2 separate regions of the Homo sapiens genome follow, and region 2 is linked to region 1. Evidence: read pairs that join two places in POLR2A ChIA-PET (ENCODE). Cell type or tissue: HepG2. All regions are shown on one strand. Each heading gives the region's core, and the rest is flanking DNA. Links, peaks and the distances in the headings are about the cores only.

The links. ChIA-PET counts read pairs that join two places held together with the same protein. Peaks named below come from ENCODE experiments on the same cell type or tissue, not always from the same donor. Only the 100,000 strongest peaks of a DNase experiment are listed, where the experiment ranks them.
Region 2: POLR2A ChIA-PET joins it to region 1 with 7 read pairs; 5 of 35 experiments call an interaction of 5 or more read pairs at or near these places.

What each region holds. Positions count from the first base shown.
Region 1 is chr9:6,362,487-6,367,864 of GRCh38, reverse strand. No RefSeq gene overlaps it. Among named protein-coding and RNA genes, the nearest start is that of TPD52L3, 37 kb to the right of the region's middle. In HepG2, for the core only: no CTCF peak of the experiment used is centred there; no DNase peak of the experiment used is centred there.
Region 2 is chr9:6,527,536-6,532,913 of GRCh38, reverse strand. It overlaps GLDC (glycine decarboxylase), which reads left to right. Exons shown (of 25, transcript NM_000170.3): 25 at 1-447. Among named protein-coding and RNA genes, the nearest start is that of GLDC, 120 kb to the left of the region's middle. In HepG2, for the core only: no CTCF peak of the experiment used is centred there; a DNase peak (open chromatin) is centred at 2,263.

The DNA of each region.
Region 1 (5,378 bases), core at 246-5,245:
ATTTCTTTTCCCTGAAACAACTCTTTTTCTTTTATTTTACATAATATTATAAATCAATCAGCATAAAAGTTTTTAGAAGACACACAAAACTGACCCTTAGTTAGCAGATGATTCACAATTTCAAGAGCAGATGAAAGAGTAGCCTATTGCCATTAAGAACTTGATGGGCCATGGCCAGCAGTGGGTTTTATAGAGGGAAAAGAGTGTCAGTTTATCTGGTGACTCGGGTAACTTAGAGTTGCTTGAGAGTGTCTACTAAACTGCCTTCCAGGAGAGTTTTATTGATTTGCCCTCTTAGCAGCAGTGTATGAGGGTGCTCGTCTCCTTTTACCCTGGTTCTCAAACTAGTGTTCACAAGAATCACTTAGAGAGCTTTGTTAAAAATATGTAGATTCTTGACATGCCATACTAACAGATTCTGATTTGGGGCAAGTCCAAAATGTCTGCAAAAAAGCGCACCAGGCATTTCTTAAGTAGATGTTAGTAAAAATGTTTAACTCAAGGATGAGATACTATGATTCTTATTTGTCCACAGTCTTCTAATCATTTGGTTACAATAACAAAGTAACCCATCTAGCTAATTCCGTTTCTTTATCCAAACTATTATTCCCAATCTATTGTTTCTAGATAAATGACTCTCAGGAAAAGAATTCTCTTGGCCCATGTTTTCTGGTGATAGTGATTTTGACAATCTCATGTTTAGATTTCTTAAAACAATTGAAGCTAGAGGTTTGAAAAGTCTAAATGCATCTTAGCAGTAGAGGTATATCCTCTGAGGCACACCATGTAGGTTTTTCACAAAGTTGGATTAGAATTTGGAGGTAACTCAGCTAATTTAGATTCTTGACTATAATATTAAACAATTTCTGAATAGCAAGCTCCTCTTAGTTTTAACACAAAGTCACTTTGCCATTAAACTGAATTTAAATAAACCTAAAGCAGGTAGACTGAGGTTCTCCCTCCCTCCTTCCCTCCCTCCCTCCCTTACTCCCTCCCTCCCTTCCTTCCTTCTCTCTTTATCTTTCTCTTTCTCTTTATGATGGGGTCTCACTTTGTCACCCAGCCTGAAGTGCAGTGGCATGATCTTGGCTCACTGCAACCTCCACCTTCCAGGGTCAGGTGATCCTCCCACCTCAGCCTCCCAAGTAGCTGTTATCTTTCTCTTTCTCTTTATGATGGGGTCTCACTTTGTCACCCAGCCTGAAGTGCAGTGGCATGATCTTGGCTCACTGCAACCTCCACCTTCCAGGGTCAGGTGATCCTCCCACCTCAGCCTCCCAAGTAGCTGGGATTAGAGGCACATGCCACCACATCTGGCTAATTTTTCTGTTTTTTGTAGGACAGGGTTTCACCATGTTGCCCAGACTGGTCTCAAACTCCTGGGCTCAAGGGATCTGCTTGTCTCAGCCTCTGAAAGTGCTGGGATTACAAGCGTCAGCTACCACACCTGGCCCAGGAGTTTGTTTTCTAAAAGTCACATATCTAATGTCAATAATGCTAAAACCTGAATTTGTAATAAGTAGGAGGTAATGCCTGTTATCCCCTAAATAACAACAACAATAACAACAAACACCCATTTCTCTTTGGACAGTGGAAAACCAGAGCTAATTTACTAACTCCTTTAGAGGTTCAGCAGCTTCATCCATCTTGACTAAATTGTAGTGTAGCTATCCAGTGCTTTGCAGAGAAGAGTGGGAGATATTTATCAGGTTTTCTTGCTATTTTGTAAAGGTTGAGGGAATGGTACCCAGCTGCAAAGGAAGATGCTTTTCTTACTGAGGTGAAGGTTTTTTGAACTTTCCTTTCCAAACCAGGGCCCTAGGACACTGAGTCGGCCTGAAGAGCCAGGGCTGGCCTGCTAGAGTCAATGAATGTTAGCAAGAGAATGCCCAGGGGTCTGGGCAGAGTTGAAATCTGAAGAGAGTATCTGTGGCTCTAGAAGGCCAAAGTAGGAGTCACAGAAGGCCTGACTCCATCTGTGAATCAGGCAGGGAACTGTTAAATGCCCTAGCCTACTCAAAGAAGTGTGAGACAAAATACATGAACACGAGTCAGAAAATCCAGGGCTCCACTAAACAGGAAATTTGTTGAGAGAATCACCTGGGAAAACAAAGAGTTGTTATCAGAGGATCTCTTAGTGAAGTTTGACAGAAAAGAGAACTAATGTTTATTGATGCTATCTTATATATATCTCATTGAACATAATCATCATTTCTCCAGAAGTTAAAAAATGCTTGAAATAAAAGGCCAAAGAAAGTTAGTAAGTAATAAGTAAGTAAATGAATGAATGAATGAATAAATGAGTGAAAGGCAGTAAAGGTACTAGCTTTATAAGGCTCACTTTTGCATCTATGGTATTGTATGATGGTATGGAATATTCTAGACAAGAGAATTGGCTGATGCCAAATAGTGATATGTATCAGACACTATACAGCCCTTAGTTCGTGGATGTCCTGACAAAGACTCTATTTGGCCAAACTTGGGCTCTTTTTGACTAAGCCTCAACCTTGGCCTATAAGAGTTGCAGACACTCAGTATAAATGATTTCATTCATCTCCCTTCCCACCTCCCCCCACAGCCTCCTGCCACCCAAACACACAATAAGAGAACCGAACAAACCCTAGCATAGTTTGTAGCTCAAGGTCTTATCCTGGGATGACCTGCAGCCCTCTCCTTCCTTTTAAGTTTCTACTTGGGAAAGCTCAAGGCTGCCAAAAGAATTTATTTCAGTCAACACCTGAAGATAGGGGAACAATCTCCTAGTCTCTGTGGGAGGGTAGGAGCCTAACTTAGATAAGCACCAGTTAGCAAACCCACATGGCTTAATCACATTGACCAACCCACCAACCCACTTTTTGTAATTTCTCACTTCCCTGACTGCTCAAGCCCCAGCTCATTTCTCCTCCTTACTCCCTCATTCTCTGTTTAAAACACCAGTGACTTCTACATGGACTGAAGTTGAGCTCTGATTACACTGGACTGTCTTCCCTACTGCAGTAATTACTGAGTAGAATCTGACTTTAGTTTCTTTAACTAGTGTGTCCAGGTTGGTTTCTCTTTGACAGTTTTTATAAGTTTGTATGGCTCTAGTTGTGAGATGTCATTTTCCCCTCACTTGTGCTAGGTTATGTGCCTTTACAGATCCGTCTAACCCTATGGGTTCCATGGTTCTTGGCTGCTAATGGCAGGAACTTTAGACCCCTATCTGATCCATCTGGAACTAAGGGATGCCCAGAGAGAACACGGAAGTACTGAGGCATTATGCCCTGTGGGGCAAACTTGGCTAAAAAGAGACAGGAGTCAGAAAGGAGAAGCAGATAAATTGTCCACCTTCTTCTCCCTGACAGATGATTTCAAGACACAGGACTCATGTGGTCTTTCTTGAAAGATCCCATGACACTGAGCGATTAGTTGCGTGCCTTGTAAAGCTGTGGTCAGCTTAGTAATACACTCCTTTGTGTTTGCCCTTTCTCCTTCCCTGCCCTACTGTTTAATTAATTAACTAATTTATTTATTTATTTTTGAGATAGAGTCTCACTCTGTCGCCCAGGCTGGAGTGCAGTGGCACGATCTGTGCTCACTGCAACCCCTGTCTCCCAGGTTCAGGTGATTCTCCTGCCTTAGCCTCCCAAGTAGCTGGGAGGTGACTGCCACTGCGCCCAGCTAATTTCTGTATTTTTAGTAGAGACAGGGTTTCACCATGTTGACCAGGCTGGTCTTGAACCTCTGATCTTAGGTGATCCACCTGCCTCAGCCTCCCAAAGTGCTGGGATTACAGGCGTGAGCCACCATGCCTGGCCTATTTTTTATTTTTATTTTTTTTGAGACAGAGTCTTGCTCTGTTGCCCAGGCTGGAGTGCAGTGGTGGGATCTCAGCTCACTGCAACCTCTATCTCCTGGGATCAAGTGATTATCCTGCCTCAGCCTCCCGAGCAGCTGGGACTACAGGTATGCACCACCATGCCCAGCTAGTTTTTGTATTTTTAGTAGAGACAGGGTCTCATCATGTTGGGCAGGCTGGTCTAAAACTCCTGGCCTCAAGTGATCCACCCACCTCAGCCTCCCAAAGTGTGGGGATTACAGGTGTGAGCCATCACACCCAGCCTTTTTTTTTTTTTTTTTTTTTTTTTTTTAAAGACGGCATCTCTGTCTGTCACCTAGGCTGGAGCATAGTGGCATGAGCACAGCTCACTGCAGCCTCAAACTTATGGGCTCAGGCAATCCTCTCACCTCAGTCTCCTGAGTACCTAGGACCACAGGTGCATGCTACCATATCCAGCTAATTTTTTTTTTTTGAGACGGTGTCTCGCACTGTCACCCAGGCTGGAGTGCAGTAGTGTGATCTCTGCTCACTTCAACCTCTCCCTCTTGGGTTCAAGTGATTCTCCTGCCTCAGCCTTCCGAGTAGCTGGGATTACAGGCACTCACCACCATGCCCAGCTAATTTTTTGTATTTTTAGTAGAGACAGGGTTTCACTATGTTGGCCAGGCTGGTCTCGAAACTCCTGACATTGTGATCTGCCTGCCTCGGCCTCCCAAAGTGCTGGGATTACAGGCATGAGCCACTGCGCCTGGCCAATTTTTAAATTTTCTATATAGACAGGGTCTCACTCTGTTGCCAAGCTGGGCTCAAGTGATCCTCCTGCCTTGGCCTCCCAAAGTGCTGGTATTACAGGCATGAGCTGCCACGCTCAGCGCTATTCCTCTTTTTCCCTCACTCTTTCTTCCCTGCACCCTCTAATAAAATATTAGCATAAAAGCTTTCCCTCAGGCTTTGTTTTTTTTTTTTTTAGGGAACTAAGGCTAAGCAAATGAATTCTAGTGTTTGCCCAAAAAAGCAAACTCTCAGGATGGAATTTCAATTGCCTATTGACTAAAGGCAATGGAGACCCCATTGCTAGTGGCAAGTGGAGCCATAATAACCTCTTGCAGTGGGATCACAATTTATGCAGCTTTTGCTTGTGGTTTATTGGGAGGAGATACAAAGCAGAAGGAGAGGCATTGGGAGATCAGCATGTGGAAAATTGTAAGGCTGTATGGGTGGCTAATTTTGGTGTCAGTGCCAGTCTTATAAAAAGAGAATGGTAGGCTCAGGAAAGCTAATTGTGAACTTAAGGGATCCTCTAAAAACCAGAGGTCTCAATAGCAGTAGGGCCTCAGGGTAGAACAAATAGAAAATCAGATCCAGATTCTAATTATAAGGACAGTAGAGATGTAAAGGAAATTAAATTTGCAGCTTCAATGAATATACTATATTATAGTCTGGTCCCAGATGGTGAAGAGGGCACACAGACTTGGGATAAGGCTATCTGAATGAATAAACCTAAGAATCCTGAACTGAAAATTCACCTGAAGTTTCTGGGCCAATGCAATCCATC
Region 2 (5,378 bases), core at 314-5,313, 160 kb before region 1:
ATATACTGTGTATATCTCTGTAATCTCTGTCAAGGTAAATGTAAATACAGTAGCTGGAGGGAGTCGAAGCTGATGGTTGGAAGACGGATTTGCTTTGGTATTCTGCTTCCACATGTGCCAGTTGCCTGGATTGGGAGCCATTTTGTGTTTTGCGTAGAAAGTTTTAGGAACTTTAACTTTTAATGTGGCAAGTTTGCAGATGTCATAGAGGCTATCCTGGAGACTTAATAGACATTTTTTTGTTCCAAAAGAGTCCATGTGGACTGTGCCATCTGTGGGAAATCCCAGGGCAAATGTTTACATTTTGTATACCCTGAAGAACTCTTTTTCCTCTAATATGCCTAATCTGTAATCACATTTCTGAGTGTTCTCCTCTTTTTCTGTGTGAGGTTTTTTTTTTTTTAATCTGCATTTATTAGTATTCTAATAAAAGCATCTTGATCGGAAGAATGCCTTTCTCTTGGTGTACTTTATAGTTTTACCACCGTTACAACCTAGATTCAGTGGGAGCTGAAGGGCAATGAGAACACCCAACCCAATAGCCATTGTTACATCATCAGTTTTGCCTTCGACTGGCTGAAGAAACAGTTGTCTTGGTCAACAGTGAAAACCACTTTGACCCTTTTTGTTGGAACTGAGTTAGAGTGCATGTAACTGTACTCCAGCTATGGAAGGTCAATCAAATAGCAATTTATCTTTTCTCATTTAAGTCCAGAGGTAATAAGCCAAGCACTGGTGCTCCTTCAGTTTTCCCGCTCTGCCCTCCTTTGCATAAAATTTTCATCCGCATGGTCTCAAGAAGGCTGTTGCATTTCCAGGCGTCTGACATACCCATTCTAGTTAGGATTAAAAGGGAAGAGCAAAGGCCAGGCGCGGTGGCTCATGCCTGTAATCCCAGCACTTTGGGAGGCTGAGGCGGGAGGATCACCTGAGGTCAGGAGTTGGAGACCAGCCTGGCCAACATGGTGAAACCCCATCTCTACTAAAAATACAAAAAATTAGCCGGGCATGGTGGTGCATACCTGTAGTCCCAGCTACTTGGGAGGCTGAGGTGGGAGAATTGCTTGAACCTGGGAGGCAGAGGTTGCAGTGAGCTGAGATTGCACCACTGCACTCCAGCCTGGGCAACAGAGTGAGACCTTGTCTCAAAAAAAAAAAAAAAAGAAGAGCAAAAGGCAGCTTCCACCCAAATCTGCTTCTTTTGAAATGTTTTCGAATATGTTCCACTCAGTAACTGCTGCAGCTGGCCAAAATTGGTTCAAATCTCACTCCCAGCTACAAGAAAGTGTGGGGAAGTCTGTTACCTGGGCATGTGACTGCCCCAAACAAAATCAGGAGTATGTTAATTTTTAAAAAGGTGGGGAGAATGGGTTTTAGGTTGGCAACTAGCATGCCTGCCACAAATGACTTTGCCTTAGAAGTAGCAAATGCTCTAATCATGACTACTTGGTTTCTTGCATGGCTGCTTCCTCCAACATTACTTAGTATCCCTAGGCTTTAATGCTAGTGATCTGGGTGCTCTATTGAATTATCTGCAAGTATTCCACTTATTTTTATATTTAAAAAGTTTATACAACAATTTACTTTAGCCTAACAAAGCAGTACAGAAGTGATGGGATTCACGGTTCCTTTTTTACACAATAATTAAATGATATCTATTAAATAGTGCATCTCAGGTATCAGGCAATTTTTTTTTTTTTTTTTTTTTTTTTTGAGACAGAGTCTCATTCTTGTCACCCAGGCTGGAGTGCATTGGTGCAATCTCGGCTCACTGCAACCTCTACCTCCCAGGTTCAAGTGATTCTCCTGCCTCAGTCTCCTGAGTAGCTGGGATTACAGGTGCCCACCACGAGGCCCAGCTAATTTGTGTACTTTTAGTAGATACGGGGTTTTGCCATGTTGGCCAGGCTGGTCTCGAACTCCTAACCTCAGGCCTCCAACTCCTGACCTCAGCCTCTCAAAGTGCTGGGATTACAGGCGTGAGTCACCATGCCCAGCTTGGTATTCTTTTAAGTGTTTGAAATACTACCTCATTTGACCCTCACAATGTTCCACTCTTACACATGTGGGGAAGGGTATGAAGAGATGCCTAAAGTCCCACTACCAGCCAGTAAGAGGGAGGGGCAGAATTTGGACCCAGCCTTACTGGCTCCAGTACCTATCAGCCAAAACAGGATACCCTGCTGCCATGGCAACTGCAGACCTGGGGACTCTGCCCTTCCTGAGTTGGAAACCCTGCTTAGTGCAAGCTAGCCATCAGGCCCTGGGACGGCCCCTTCCTAGGAAGGACAAGTGTATGACAGTAAATAATGGAAGCAAACAGCAATTCTTTTCTACTTACTTTACACAGTGTTTGTAGTTGAGTGCCAAGGTTGTTTCCATGGCTATTATCCATTACTTGCCCCCAGAACATAGCAGAGCCAAACATAGGCGATTAAGAGTCAAGTGAATCACTTGTCCTTCACTATTAATTGCTCATGTGTTACCTAACACTTGTGCCAGTCTTTCCCTGCCCCGGATCTTATCCTGAAAGGCACTGCCCCTTGAAGCCCTGTCCCCAGTCACCTTGCTTTACTAGTCATTCTCTGTATTTCATCCTAGCCATTTTCTGTATTTCATCATTTCAAAAATACCTTCTTCATATCCCCATGAAATAGGCTTTCTCTGTTATCTTCTATCTTGCCCCTTGGTTTGTTTCCTCCTGTACCCTGGGCACAACTGGTAATTTTTTTTTTTTTTTTTTTAACAGAGTCTTGCTCTTTTGCCCAGGCTGGAGTGCAGTGGCACGATCTCGGCTCACTGCAAGCTCCACCTGCCGGGTTCACACCATTCTCCTGCCTCAGCCTCCTGAGTTGCTGGGACTACAGGCGCCCACCACCACGCCTGGCTAATTTTTTGTATTTTTAGTAAAGGCGGGTTTCACCATGTTAGCCAGGATGGTCTCGATCTCCTGACCTCGTGATTCGCCCGCCTCGGCCTCCCAAAATGCTGGGATTACAGGCATGAGCCACCGCGCCCGGCCCACAATTAATTTTTTAATGTTCACTCAGTTTTTGTCTCTTTGTTTTGGTCTCTCTAGCAGAGACCGTATTTTACCCATTGTTGGATTCTCAGTGCTGAGCCGGGGCCTTCCAAGTAGTATGTGTTCAACAAATAAAAAGAAATATGGGTCGGGTGTGGTGATTCATGCCTGTAATCCCAGCACTTTGGGAGGCCGAGGCCCGTGGATTGCCTGAACTCAGGAGTTCAAGACCAACCTGGCCAACATGGTGAAACCTCGTCTCTACTAAAAATACAAAACACTAGCCGGACATGGTGGTGTGTGCCTGTAATCCCAGCTACTCAGGAGGCTGAGGCACAAGAATCGCTTGAACCCGGGAGGCAGAGTTTGCAGTGAGCCGAGATCACTCCACTGCACTCCAGCCTGGGTGACAGAGCAAGACTCTGTCTCAAAAAAAAAAAAAAAAAGAAAAAAGAAAAGAAATATGGTGGGCTGGGCACAGTGGCTCACCCCTATCATCTCAGTACTTTGAGAGGCTGAGGTGGGTGGATCACTTGAGGTCAGGAGTTCAAGACCAGCCTGGCCAACATAGAGAAACCCTGTCTCTACTAAAAATATAAAAATTAGCTGAGTGTGGCAGCACGTGCCTGTAATCCCAGCTACTCAGGAGGCTGAGGCAGGAGAATCACTTGAACCTGGGAGGCCGAGGCTGCAGTGAGCTGAGATCGGCCAATGCACTCCAGCCTGGCGACACAGCCAGACTCCATCTCAAAAAAAACAAAAAAACAAAAAACTGAATGATCTCAAAGAGGCGCATTGCCATGGAAACCCATATTTCCAATGTCTGCTGTGAGCAGTTCTGTTAAAGATATGTACAAAATGCCAGAGCTTGAAGATGGGGCCTCTGAAATGGCTTTGTGTAGAGTGTGTCCCCTAAAATTTTTCTGTTTATCATGGAAAAATATACATAATATATATTTGTGTATATATATACATAATATATGTATATATACATAATATATATCATATATACATAATATATACATATACATAATATATATCATGGAAAATATACATAATATACATAATATACAAAATATACATAATATACAAAATATACATAATATATATCATGGAAAAATATACATAATACAAAATGTAGCACTTTAACCATTCTCAGGAACAATGTATGAGTTAAGTACATTCACAATGTTGTGCATGTTTGAGCAGAGGTGGTTTTTTTTAGTCAAGTGAAGCAGCGGGAGTGGAGAGGAGCAGTTTTAAGACTGGGAGCCTGAGGCCATCATGCGCACCCATCCTATGAACTGGGTATCCCCTCTGCATCCTCACAGCCCTGGGCCCTAGCCACTTCCACCTGGGACCCACCACAGGCCACTGAGAGCAATCCTCACCTGGTAGCCTGGTGTGATAAAGAGCAAGAGCCCTGGCCCCATCTGAAAACCCATGAGACCTACGTGCTCCAGGAAACAGCCCAAACCCTGGCCAACGTCTGACCAACAGTTCTGTCGCGAGCCCTGCAAATCACTAAAAGGGCTCACGATTCAGCTTCTAAATTGTTTGTCTCAGATGGATTCATGCACCCCGCAGTGGCACCTAAATCCTTTTTCTAAATGAGGGGCACTAGTTTTGTCATTGGAAACCTGATGCCCCTTATCCAGATAAAGGGTTGCCTCTCAACTTGCATTGTTCACATTTCAGGGAACTTTCCATAACTCTAGGCCTTTAAGGGATAAGGCTGGTCTTAGTTAACCTTGCATCTTTTATGCAAGTCTTACCATTTTAAGAGAAAGCCCCCTTTTCCCTGGCTTTGGCCAGGGATCCTACAGTTAGTCCCAGACTGGCGCTTTGGCCTTGAGCTCTGATCTGCTTGGCTCCTTGCTCCTGCCAGCACTGAGTCAAAGAAGTCTCTCCCTGACCCTCCACTCTTCCCCAACCAACTAGGCAGCAAGATTGCTGAACTGAGTGGACCACATGGGAGCCCAGATCTGAGACAAGATATAGGGAAGGGAGTGAACATCCCAGGGATTAAAATGTCTGAGAGGTTGAAAATTGTGTTCAGAAGGCCAGGTGTGGTGGCTCACACCTGTAATCCCAGCACTTTGGGAGGCTGAGGTGGGCGGATCACCTGAGGCCAGGAGTTTCAGACCAGCCTGGCCAACATGGTGAAATCCTATCTCTACTAAAAATACAAAAATTAGCTGGGTGTGGTGATGGGCACCTGTAATCCCAGCTACTTGGGAGGCTGAGGCAGGAGAATTGCTTGAACCTGGGAGGCAGAGGTTGCAGTGAGCCGAGATCACACCACTATACTCCAGCCTGGATGAGAGAGTGAGACTCCAACTCAATAAATAAATAA